Linked DNA regions of Homo sapiens: region 2 is linked to region 1. Evidence: chromatin contacts called from ENCODE Hi-C data. All regions are on one chromosome and are shown on one strand. The core of a region is the stretch at or near the end of the contact, and the rest is flanking DNA. Distances in the headings are between cores, read along the strand shown.

Evidence for each region. Hi-C counts contacts between places; a loop is a spot of excess contacts on that map.
Region 2: a loop to region 1 is called in a map of CD4-positive, alpha-beta memory T cell, with 21 times the contacts of the local background. The contact joins the promoter of GABRA6-AS1 here to the enhancer-like site in region 1. A Hi-C loop is called at or near these places in 1 of 168 maps with a recorded cell type or tissue (CD4-positive, alpha-beta memory T cell).

The regions. Positions count from the first base shown.
Region 1 is chr5:160,437,054-160,443,468 of GRCh38, reverse strand. No RefSeq gene overlaps it. Among named protein-coding and RNA genes, the nearest start is that of PTTG1, 18 kb to the right of the region's middle. RefSeq lists an enhancer at 52-111 and a silencer at 4,529-4,588. Within about 2 kb of position 4,153, at least 23 of the 41 ENCODE cell types and tissues checked have a DNase peak (open chromatin) inside an H3K27ac peak, as active enhancers do.
Region 2 is chr5:161,687,096-161,693,510 of GRCh38, reverse strand. GABRA6-AS1 (GABRA6 antisense RNA 1) reads left to right here and starts at 4,101. Exons shown (of 2, transcript NR_189170.1): 1 at 4,101-4,251; 2 at 5,865-6,169. It overlaps GABRA6 (gamma-aminobutyric acid type A receptor subunit alpha6), which reads right to left. Exons shown (of 9, transcript NM_000811.3): 4 at 4,342-4,562; 5 at 4,175-4,257; 6 at 3,732-3,875; 7 at 3,158-3,310; 8 at 1,311-1,570.

The sequences.
Region 1 (6,415 bases), core at 2,904-5,403:
GGAAGCCACCCCGTAGTGAATGCCTGCCTTGCTTTTCTAGGAGGTGTCCTTTGAGCCATGGGAGGAAGCCTTTCCAAAGACCACCTGATCCCATCTCCTGGACTGAGGGAATGAAGTGTCATAATGCAGAGAGAAAGAAGTGAAGAAGGAGCACAGAGAAGCAGAGGTGAGAGTTGGGAAAAGAGTTCTTTGACTTTCAAGTACTTGGCTCCACGCCCTCCCAAAGGCCTGGCTTCCCTCCTGTTCTTTGTTTCATGAAACACCCAATAGCCTGAAAGAGTCTTTTATACTAAAGCTAGCTCAAGCTGGTTTCTGTTCCTGCTGACTATTAGTTGACTTTGGAGGGCTGCCTTCAGTTGTTGGAGGAATTCCCCCACTTAAGAGTCTTGGTGGGAAGCAGAGAGCACCTCCCACCATAGAATTTGAAAGTGTCAGGGATGGTTGAGGACATGACCCAGGTTCAACCAATTAGATATGCATATGCCATGAACCCATCGTAATAGTGGCAGCAATAGCAGCAGCATCCTGTGTCACCTGTGCTGGCTGTGTAAGCTAGGGTTTTCAGTGTCAGTGGCATCCATGCCAGGTTGGCGCTGTGTCATCACCCAGACTGCTACCCTGGCCGATGCCTGACCTTCCTTGTTACCTCCCTTTATCTGGTGCCTCTTCTATCATTTTCCTGGCATTTCTCTGAACCACTTGACATGCTCTCAATTGATTCCTTTTCTGCTTAAATCAGCCAGGACTGGTTTCTGTTGTCTGCAACTAAGAACTCCAGTGGCAATTAAGAAACTCCAGTTTCTTTCCATAAAAAAGTCCCAACTAGTTCAAGGAGCTCAGCCTTGCCTGAGCCTTCTTTGAGTGTGTTTTCTAGCCTAATGACCCCTCTTCCTAACCACTGCTTCACAGAGAGAACCAGATGCAGGTCAAGCCTTTAGATGGAGAATCTCCCGCTGGACCTTATATTTGGTGCCCACGTATATGTTGCAAAAGCTGCTGGTGGCCCGGGCCCACCTATATGTTAATTAGGAAAAGGCCTGATTAAGCAGCGGAGGATGCCCTGTGCAGGGAATACCTGCACTTTCATACACAATGGCCTTGGTAGCACATTTTTTCCAAGGCCCTGTTGGGCTGAGTTGGTATTTTAGGGAGAATATACTAAACACAAGTTTACAAATTAAGAGAATCTACATTTGGTTTGGGTTGAGTAGGGAAGCCAAATTGGAAGCCATGGGCTTCACAGAGGCTTATAAGCTGAATGAGGCATAGAACCACTGTTTGTACTCTGGAATCTATGGATGGGTTTGGGGGATGGGAAGTCTTTTAAAACCCTGGAATTATATATAAAATGTAATGGGGACCTATGCTTTTCTGGAGACAGGGTCTATAACTCTCATTAGCTCTTGAAAAGGCTTTGTGATCTATCAACCACACACACACATACATACACACACACACACACACATACACACACATGCTCACTCACAACCACTGGTATGGTACTCTTTCATTTTACAGATAAGGAAAGAAAGAACCAGAGGTGTTCAGTATCTTTCCCAAGGTCACAGAGCTGATGAGTGGTCATGTCAGGATGAAAATCTAGGTCCACAGCTCAAATACCAAAACTCTCCATGCTTTAGGTAGCATTCATATTATCATCCCAATGAAATATCTCCATCAGGAGAATTCTATCTGGTCAGGAATGTCCCAGAACTGGCAGCAAAGACCTCACAGGAAGGAGTTTCCCAGCATGAGCAATGCAGCTTTTCTAAACATCAGGATTCCACTGCCCCAGCCACCTCATCCAGCCCTGGCCAGGTTAGAACAGGCCTGCAGTGGTGATGGAGCCAATCAAGGGCCACCAGGGGTAAACCCTACCCCTCTACTTTTCCCCCACACTTCCCTGTCCCCACAACTTGTAAGCACCTGCACATAGGGACCAAGCAGAGACTCAGGAAGCCTGTGGGCTGGAAAGCCACAAGTTGCTCAACTAGTACTTTAAAACCAAAAAAAGTTTAATATTTTGTAAAGTCCCACACAAATAACGCTGGTCTCTCACACCACACCCAAGGCCACATGGGAGTAGGCAGCCTTGTACATTCACACTCACCTTTCTCAAACAAGGCTTCCCTTTCTTGGGTGCTCATGATATTCATTTCATCTCATGGGTTTAAAATATTGGGGGCAGGGCAACCAAATAACTTCCCCAGTGGCTTACTTCCAGGAAAGTTGTTTCATTTTTGAAGAACCTTAGGAATTACCATAATAACAGCTAAGTTATGGTCCAGACACTATGGTAAGCAATTACCATGCATATAATAATTTGATCTTCAAAATAAGGATAAATAGCATTATTGTTCCTAATTTATAGACAAGGGAGCTGAAGCCAAAGAGGTTCAGTGATCTGCTGAAAGTTACAAAACTAGTAGAAGGCAGAGCAATGATTTAAATCCAGGTCTCTTGGACTCCAGGGTCTAAGCTGCTGGCTCTTCCTGGAGGTTGAATTGCCTCTCAAGAGATGGGGGTGTCAGCTGGGATTTTGGAGAATCTGCAGCTTTCCGTGCCCCTTCAAAGGCTGTAGGCACACAAAAAGGAGGATGTCCTGCTAAGTACTGTATCTCCTTCCAATAAGAATCAGTACTTCAGAGAGTCTTAGACCATTAGATCCCAAAGAATTACAGCGATTATCTCCTCCTACCTCTTCATTTTATAGATGAGGACAGCAAGGCTCAGGGAGGGCAAGCAACCAGTGCAGAACACACAGCTAGCAAGCAGTCCCTCGACTCCAGCCCAGGAAGCCATCCACTGTCTCCACAGGGGGAGACACTGTGTCCACTGGTATATAGGAGATGATTTTACTGGTACACAGACAAAACTTTAAATAGTGTTGATCTTAAAATTGGATCTGCTATTCGATCCAGCAATCCCACTACTGGGTATCCACCCAAAGGAAAAGAAGTCATTACATGAAAATGACACACGCACACTCATGTTTATAGCATCACAATTCACAATTACAAAAATATGGAACCAACCTAAATGCCCACCAACCAACGAGTGGATAAAGAAAACGTGGTATATATACCCCGTGGAATACTACTCAGCCACAAAAAGGAATGAAATCATGGCATTCGCGGCAACCCGGATGGAGTTGGAAACTATTATCCTAAGTGAAGTAACTCAGGAATGGAAAACCAAATATCGTATGTTCTCACTTTTAAGTGGGAGCTAAGCTATGAGGATGCAAAGGCATAAGAATGATATAATGGACTTTAGGGACTCCGGGGGAAAGGGTGAGAGGGATGAGGGACAAAAGACGGGACATTGGGTACAGTGTACACTGCTCTGGTGATGGGCGCACGGAAATCTCAGAAATCACCACTAAAGAGCTTATCCATGTAACCAAATACCACCTGTTCCCCAAAAACTATTGAAATTAAAAAATAAAAATAAAATAATGTTGGTCGACATCATGAGAAAACCATTCCCTTTTCACTTCTCTTTTAGCCTCTCTGATTACTTTAAGGATAATCTCAATTCAGTGCTAATATATCTTTAACAGCTTTCCTTAAATATTTCTTTAAGAAACTCTTTTAAGAGAGAAAATGGATCCTTGGTGGGAAACCGCATCAGTATCAGCAAGAACTTAGTACCATTGCTTTTTTTCTTTTCGTCTTGGTTACCCTCCGATTATGTCAAATGATGCAAGTTTTCCATTGACACATTAAAGTTTCCGTTTAAATATATGTATTCATGTTAAAGAAAAATTGAATTGATTTAAAGAAAAATATTAAACGAATACTGCTCACTGACTATAATATAAAAAAATTTTTAAAGCAGTATCAATGAAAATAAACATATTACTTCCTAATCACTTTGTAAGCAAATCACTCAGTAAGGAAACTAAAATTTTAAAGCATCTGACTGTACTCATGGTGGGTACACGTGACTAGAAATCTATCACACTAACATGAGGGTCAGCTCCACGCTCTGTGACTTCTTCGCTTCACTCTCCACCACAACCCCCTGTGCCACTCCGGGGACCTCAGGAAGAGTCTAACGGGGCAATTCCAGTTGAAGGGGAAACAGCCAAAGCCACCACGGAGGGGGACTGTCTGTGCGAGCTGATCGCAGCAGGGAATGTGGTATGCCGCCCCCTGGTGGGCAGTTTCGAAATTAGCCCGGCACCTTTGTCCTCTGGTGTAGATAGACAAGCCTAATACTTGTAAGACATACTTTCCTAAAAGGAGAAGGTTTCCTTTGCATTGTATGTAAGCGGACATGTAAGCATAGGCACACACTGCCTGTGGATATCACTTCAGGGTAGTACAGGAGGTGTTACGAAATGTTTCATACAGAAAGGGGCTTTTATGTCTGATAAGGCTGAGAACTACTGTCCTAGAGCAGCAAGACCCGCCGCTCCCTGCTTGACTTAACAGCCAGGTGAGGCCAGCTTCTATGGAGACCGCTTCGTGGTACCAAGTGTGCCTTCTAGCTGGATGTTGCAAAAGTTACTTAACCAATCAGAGCCCAAGTTTCCAACCATCAATAATGAATGCTCACGCATACCCACACCCCATGGCGTTTCTCTGAGAGTCCAAAGGACGATGCGTGTGAGGCACTTAGCACTGATCTGGCAGCCAGTAAGTACTTATCAATGTCAGGTGGCGGTGGTAACAGCGCCCTCCCTTCCACCAACCTCTCCACCCCAGTTTTATTAAAAGAGGTCTGATGTAAAAGAAAAAAACAAGAAAAAAGGAAAAAGCAAAAAACAATCAGGATTTTCGGACAAAACTTACCACATCCATCAAGCTGAGGAATCCTAAAGACATCGAACCCCAACGTACCACCCATCTCAGCTGAAAGATCATTTCCAAATTAGAGGAAGCTGCGACTGACTGAGAAGGCAGGAGGTGCCCTCTAGTGGCATGGTTACATTAGCTTGGGAGGAAAGGTAGTGCAGTTCATTTTCAAAGGGAAGGACAAAACCAATTGTTAAACTGAGGCAGGAGGCAGTGATGCTTCAAAGATGCAAGTGGGAATTTACTGTCTGCTCTGTGGACCATCGAAGATGCCTTCAGGATCTGGCCTTAGCCAACGGCAAGTGGCATGCTGAAAGTCAGATCAGCTGGTCAAGGGTGGAACTGGGAACTGAACCCAAAGGTGCTAACTACAAATCCAGAAATCTCACCCTTGACAGCAAACCTCTTGCTAGTGGGAGCTGTGGCTTGTGTCATTTTACATCCTTCAAAGCAGCAACCACAGGGTTTTGTATACATAGATACAGTATTCAATAAATTACTTGATGAAATATTCATGAAATGATCGTTTATGAAATAATGAATAATGCATTATTTCATTTGTTGCTCACAATAACTGTGACATAGCCTAGTTTACTGATAAGGAAATTAAGTCTCTGGTCAAGTAACTTGCCTAAGATCACAAAGCCAGGTTTCAAACCAAGCATACTAACTCCAGAGCCTCGGTGCTTATCCACTAGACATGCAGTTCTCAAACTGTTTGGTCTCAGGATTCCTTTACAGTCTGGGTTTTGTTGTTGCTGTTTGTGGAGATGGTGTTTTACTATGCTCAAGCAATCCTCCCACTTCAGCCTCCCAAAGCACTGGGATTATAGATGCAAGCCACCTTGCCTGGCTTCCTTTACACTCTTAAAGAAATTATTAAGGATGAAAAAGAGTTTTTGTTTATAAGGATTATACCTATCAATATTTACAGTTTTAGAAATTAAAGCTGAGGAATTTAAAATATATTTATTTAAACATTATCACAATAAAGCAATTAATTATAACATAATTAATATATTTTTATAAAAAGTAACTATTTTCCTAAACCAAAAAACACCCACATTTAGAAAATTAACATGACATTGTTTTACATTTCTGAAAATCTCTACTATCTGGCTTAAGACAGCTGATTTCTCACATCTACTTCTTCATTTGCTCTGCTATAATACCATACTTGGAGTAGCTTCTGGAAAACTCCACTGTACACTTGTGAAAGAATGGAAATTTAAAAGGCAAATAACATCCTGGCACTATTATTAAAATATATTTGATGTCATGTACCCCTAAAAGGTCTTGGGGACCCCTGGTATGTCTAGGCACCCTTTTGGAAGCACTGATGTACAATATGCTGTCCATAGGGCAAGTGAACAAAGGGCTCTGCCCTCCTGAGAGTCACATCTCCAGGGAGTTCATTCCACTTGTAATGTTCTTAGTAACTTCATAAACTCATTTCAACCTCTTTATTTTTTACATTCTTGCTCTTTTCCTGGAAATGGCATGTCCTTGAAGGCAACTCTTTCTTCCTCTGTGTTCCGGATGCAGCCAGCCATCAGGGCAATGATGAGTCCCAAAACAGAATCCTTCAAGCAATAAAGAGGGTCTCTGCTTTA
Region 2 (6,415 bases), core at 2,852-5,351, 1.3 Mb before region 1:
CAATTCCTAGATTTTCTACCAACTAGAAACTAATATTTTCCCTCTCCTAGACTGTGTTTTTCACTTATAAAAGAAGGTAATTAAACTGGATCACTGAATGGCATTTTTTTCTTTTTTCTTTATTTTTTTAAATAAGGGCTAATAAAAAATCCTTAAATTATATATTTCTACATATTATGGGGATGCCTCTCATTTCTTGGAGAAAATATAAATTCTCAAACAAGTTTCTTAGTTTATCAAAGACAAAATGTCAATAAGAAAATGATCACCTTTTCAGTCAACAAGTGCCACAGATTCTGAAAAGTAAAAAACAAATCGCTTTAAAACTTTTATCATAAAGTTAAACTGAGGATTACTGGGCTGCGTGTAGTTTTCAGATATGGAAATGCTTACTAGAATGGATCAGTTGTAAAAAAAATTTCAGTTCAAAGTGTCTGCCTTACTTGAATTCACAGAGCAAAACATTCCTCTTCTAACAGCTACTCTTTAAGATTTGTATTAAAATAAAAATTTATGACTGTCAATCAGTTTTATTATCCATTAAAATAAGTATGTTCAGCTTAATTGTTGTTATAATTTAATTTTATGCAAAATTGAAATCTGGGGGCATATTAATGGCCCTTGAAATATTAATGTTACCATTTGTTTCTTATTCAAAAACCTCTGGGGACCAGAACTTAGCCACAGCAAATTTAACAAAAATTTATAACTATTTCTCACTGAACGTAAGCCATTGACTATAAACTCATTGATATACATATATTTAATATACAAATGTGAATATGAAAATGTTTTAATATGAATCAAATTATTGGGTTATGACTCAACATTCAGAGAATCTATTATTCATTATTCACAGATGCCTTGCCCTCTTGAAATAAAGCAGCAAGCAGATTTATAACAAAAATTGTCCATTCCATAGAAGTCCTTGTGTCTTTCCTGCACTCTGAAACCTCATTAGAAAAAACATTTTGTTTTAACTTTTTTGCCCCTACTTGGTACAAGTGATTTTGTTCAAAAGAAACATCTAAAGGCTTAGAATTTTCTAGTCTCCTCTGAGAGCCTGGAATCTGCCAGTATAAGTGAGGATGATGAAAGAAGAATGCCCAAAGTTTACAGCAAAGATAAATGAAGGATTGTTCCATAGCTTTTCTCTGTGAAGTTGGAACAGAAACTGGCCTTGCTCTTGAAACTACAGTTATATAACCTGTGCTCAACTCACATTACTTTTGGACACTTTCGTTGTTTCTGATCACTATTTAGGCTGCTTTTTCCTACGGTAGGTAATGATAGAAAAAGTAAACAATTACCAAAACAATCTCAGCTTCCAAAGGTTCAGTAGCTTTTGATATTGTCACTGTGGGTGGGGCTGCAAACTGTGCCTTCCTTTTGGCCTTCTGTGTCTGAAGATTGGTAAAGTAGTTGACAGCTGCGAACTCGATAAGCGCAGAGAAGACGAATGCAAAGCAAACAGCTATGAACCAATCCATGGCAGTGGCATATGACACTTTTGGCAAAGAGTGCCGGGCACTGATGCTCAAAGTGGTCATAGTTAAAACAGTGGTGATCCCTAAAATAAAAAAGAATAGGAATTGTAATATTAGTACTGGGAATCCTATGGCAAAATCAAATGAGAATGTGTCAGAGGAGAAGACAAAAAACTCTACCAAGGCAAAGTCATTTTTAAAAATATTTTTTGTATTATAATTGTTCATAATTATTATCATAAGTATTATCATTTCTGAATCTTTCAATATTTAGTGAAGTGACATACATTATAACTGCTCAAAAAATTTTGAGTTTGCTGAATTGAACTAGTTATTGTAAAATTTAAGTCGTAAATAGTTCTAGTTGTTTAGGGCTTGAGAGAACTTGTAACAAATTATTACCACTTAAGAAAAAAAAACTTGAGGCCGGGCGCGGTGGTTCACGCCTGTAATCCCAGCAGTTTGGGAGGCCGAGGCGGGCGGATCACGAGGTCAGGAGATCGAGACCATTCTATCCTGGCTAACACGGTGAAACCCCGTCTCTACTAAAAATACAAAAAATTAGCCGGGCTTGGTGGCGGGCGCCTGTAGTCCCAGCTACTCCGGAGGCTGAGGCAGGAGAATGGCGTGAACCTGGGAGGCGGAGCCTGCAGTGAGCCGAGATCCCGCCACTGCACTCCAGCCTGTGCGACAGACGGACACTCCGTCTCAAAAAAAAAAAAAAAAAAAAAAAAAGGAAAGAAAAAGAAAAAAAACTTGAATTTCAGACCAATTTTACCAGCTAACATATTAAATGATAGTTAATAAATAAATATGGTATAAATATTAGCATAAAATTAGGTTACCTAATTTGTGTTTCTAGCTAGATTTTAAGGTATAATATTTACTCATTAGAAGATAAAATTTATCACTCACTTGCTGGCAGTTTTCCTTCTTGAACTATGGCCTGGGGAATTTATACTATTAGGAGATGTATAATATTGATGGTCAACATCATTATGTTGGCATTCTTTTGTAATTTTCAAAAAATCTATTTTAACTTAGTAAATTTAAAAAATCAAGATTTATGATTTCTATTCAATTCAGGTCTATCTTAGAGACTACTAAATTTATAAACATTAAACCCAGGAAAAACACTGGAATGTGTCACTGATGTTTCCAGTTGAAGCTCTTTTTCTTATTATTTAATTTTGTTTTATTAAAATTAGTAGTGATTCTATCTATAAGTGGAACTAAATATGTAGGTTGAATCATAAAAAATTGACGAAATGACAATTTTATATGGTTCAACCTAATAAAAGGGGTATACAACCTATGTATTACTGTGTTCAATACCTTAATCTTTTGCTTTCATGGATTTACATGCAGTTTTTAACTTTCTGCTTTTCCTCAGTTATGACAAAGAAAATCAAGATAAAGCACTGCAAATAGGACACATGAAAGTCATAGGAAACCAGCCATAATTCTCACTGAGACAAAATTTTTTTTGATTCATCACACAATTTGTGATATAATGACAGTGATTTTGCATGATACATATGTCTGGATGAGACAGGAACCTATTTTCTTTGTGGATTGAAAAAGTGCACCAGTGTAAATATTTACTCAAAATACACAAGCAATGAAAGGTGGAGGATGAATGTACGTGAAGTACAAAATGTGACATATACCAAAAACAGTTCTTGCTGGGACGGACTCCTTATTAATCCAGAAAGACACCTGGGAAAGAATGACTGTCATAATGCAAGGAGTGTATATCTGTATCATGAAGTAGCCCATCTTCCTTTGCAAGTGGAAGTAAACTGTCATTATAACGTATTCACCTGTTGGAAGACACATACATCAGTATTATTACTGCTGACAGTCTGCAAAAAGAATGCAGTTGAATATAAATCTTGACAACTTTTAAATTAACATTGACTGGAAGAAAACAAGCAAAGGTACATTTCAGTATATGAGAAAGCTACTTGATCAGCAGATGATAGAGCGAAGAGACACATCAACTTATTGTTTTCAGTAGGGTTCTTTATATCATATACATAAAAAAAACTACTTATTCCAAGATTACACAAATCTTTATATGCACCTGGTTGCAAAATCAGTTTTAAGGAAAGCTACTCATCACTGCAAAACAGCATGCTTAGCTGAGAATGGCTAAGGCGAAGGAAAAAGAAATAGATATTTTGAAAATGTGCACTGGAGTCATCCTGAGGGATTATTTCCATCCTTTGGTCAAATTCTTACCTGTGTTAGATTTAATTGTCTCACTAGATACTGTTTGTCCAATCAGATCATACTGGAGAAGGCTTGAAGATTCTTCTGGGACTTCTACTGAGTAAAGTGGTCCTTTTTTCCACGTATATATGATTTCACTTTTGGGATAAGCATCTAAATATTTGAAACAAATTAAATATAGCAGTGAATTTGACGAGTTGTCTTTTTTTCCTTCAAAGTGCACATTGTCTATAAAAAAGGAAATACAAACATAGATTGTATTTAATGTTTTCTTTAATCTTGGTGACTAAAGCCTCAATTTATGAGATTGACAGAATGATTAAGTATATTCCTAGAATCACACTGATAGTGTCATGATTCTATTTCTTCCTTGATTTCCAGTATCAACTAAAACCAAGTAATTATATATTTTGGATGTATTATTTGACTCTCAGAAGCCTGTTGTAACTTACAGCTCCCAAACTTGAGTGGACAAGCATGCCCATCCATAGGAAAGTTAACCAGCCTCATGGGACAGTCAGCATTGATGGTAAGCCTAGAAACATTGAAATCAACGGTTCTGAGTTAGTATTATGGACATATCATTTAGGCAGGGGAAATAGAATTGGAGAAACCTCACCTCATGGTGTATAAAATGGTTCCATTCTGCATTATTCTGAAGAGTTTATTAGGAGTTGTCATGTTGTGAGCAATGGACTTTTTACCATTTCTGAAAAAGGTGTCAGGCGTCCAGATTTTACTGACCATCAAATTATTCAGACTCAGAATCTCAGTTGGCCCCCCAAACTTCAACCTCTCATCAGTCCAGGTCTGGCGGAAAAAAACATCCATCGTATACTCCTAAGAGAAAATAAAATATTTGTGTGGGCTGGAAAGATAGTTTGCTAAGAATAGTTTATTCACTAGCCTATACACCCAATCTCAAAACTTAAGCAATAAAGCAACTTTTTATCGCAATAATTTCTCACAAAGCTATAATTTTAGCTAGTTATTATTGTTCTCAAACTCAGAAAGTTTGCATTGTTATAAAAGATAGTGCTGTGATATGTAAACTTCCCTCCTCCACCTTGACTTTCCTTAATATTCTTCCTCTTTATCTATCCAGTCATCCATATTTCCATCTATCAATATGTCCTTCTTAATCTAGAAAAAAAATATGGAAATATTTAGTTTAGCCTTTGTGCTGGCTGGCCTTTATACCATCGGTTAGACTAACTATTCCCCTTTGCACCTCATTCACCCTCAAAGGTATTTCAGAGCTTCAGAGTACCATTCAGTAAAATTCCACACATAGATAAACCTTACTTGATAAACACACTATAGCTGCACATCAAAATTATTTTATATTGTTCTCAGGGAACATATAAACAAGTGTTACCGTGACTATTCTAAAGAGGGTATCATTTAAGTATGTATCATCAAAATTATGACTTAATCTGTGGCTTTTATGAAATAGCATTAAAATGTTTAAGAATTATAATAAGAGCTATTGCAAAAGTCAATAACAAATAACAACTTGTAATTATATCAAAGTATTGCCAATAATTGCTTTGCCTACTATATAAATTCCTTTATGAAACGTATTATGGCAAGCAGTGATTACATTTTAAAAATATAATTTGACAAGCAATATATCCATACAATAATGACTCATGATATAATAGGGACCTATTGCACAAATAAACTGTAAAAACAGACACAAGCATAAGATAGAACACTAAGTATACTCAGACTTCAACAATTCAATAGCAAATTGTTGTAGTTGTTTATACTTGGAGTGGCTTAGAACACGAATGAAAAATATGATACTAAAATAATTCAGGATTCTGAATATTGCTAACTCCTCTTTCTCCTTATATAGTAAGATAATTATCTCTTGAATAAAGCCCTTCCTCCCTCTTTCCTTTTCTTTCAATTTTATTTCTTCTTTCTTTTCCTCCATATCCCTTTCTCTTCTTCCTTTACTCCTTCCTTTTTCCTTTCTTTACATCTTCTTTTCTTGCCAACTTAAAAAAGCAGAAAATGAAAAAGTCTCCAATAACTGTTTCTTTAGAATTACATTTCCTTAATAAAATCTAATGGTGAACCTCTTTAAAGACAGTTATGTTTACTTCAGCATTCATATTTACACTTCCGTTTTAGAGAGAAATGCCACCTGAGAACCGTAAAAGAATACCATGATACACTTTGTTCTAAAAGATGAGTTCAAGTTTTCATTGCTACTTACTATAAATACCCTCTTATGAATGCTACAGCCATCTGTACCTGGAACAGAGTCCCCAGAACACCTACTGGTCCATCCTCAATGTAAAAGGTGGAGAGCATCAGCCTTTCCAAATGACCTCTTTACTGTTTTAATAAAATATACTGATAATGATGTTGCCACAAAAGACAATTATGCTTTAGGTTTTATAGACATACTCAATAAACTTTTATATGGAATAAGATCTGTGTGTTTTTTTTCTTCCTCCAATAAATTTGCTGGAGCTTCACAAAGAAAGGGGAAAATCTCTTCTCTTTGGAGGGAAGAATTAGTGCATAGCATGTGGATGGAAGAGAGGACATAATTTTAAAAAGTCCCTCAGCTTAAAATGTTCAAGCCCTTAGTGAAATGTGAAGATTAAGCCAGGAATCCATTCTAATGGTCATGCCCTCCCAGCATGAATACAAATATTGTGTCATGAATCTGGAGC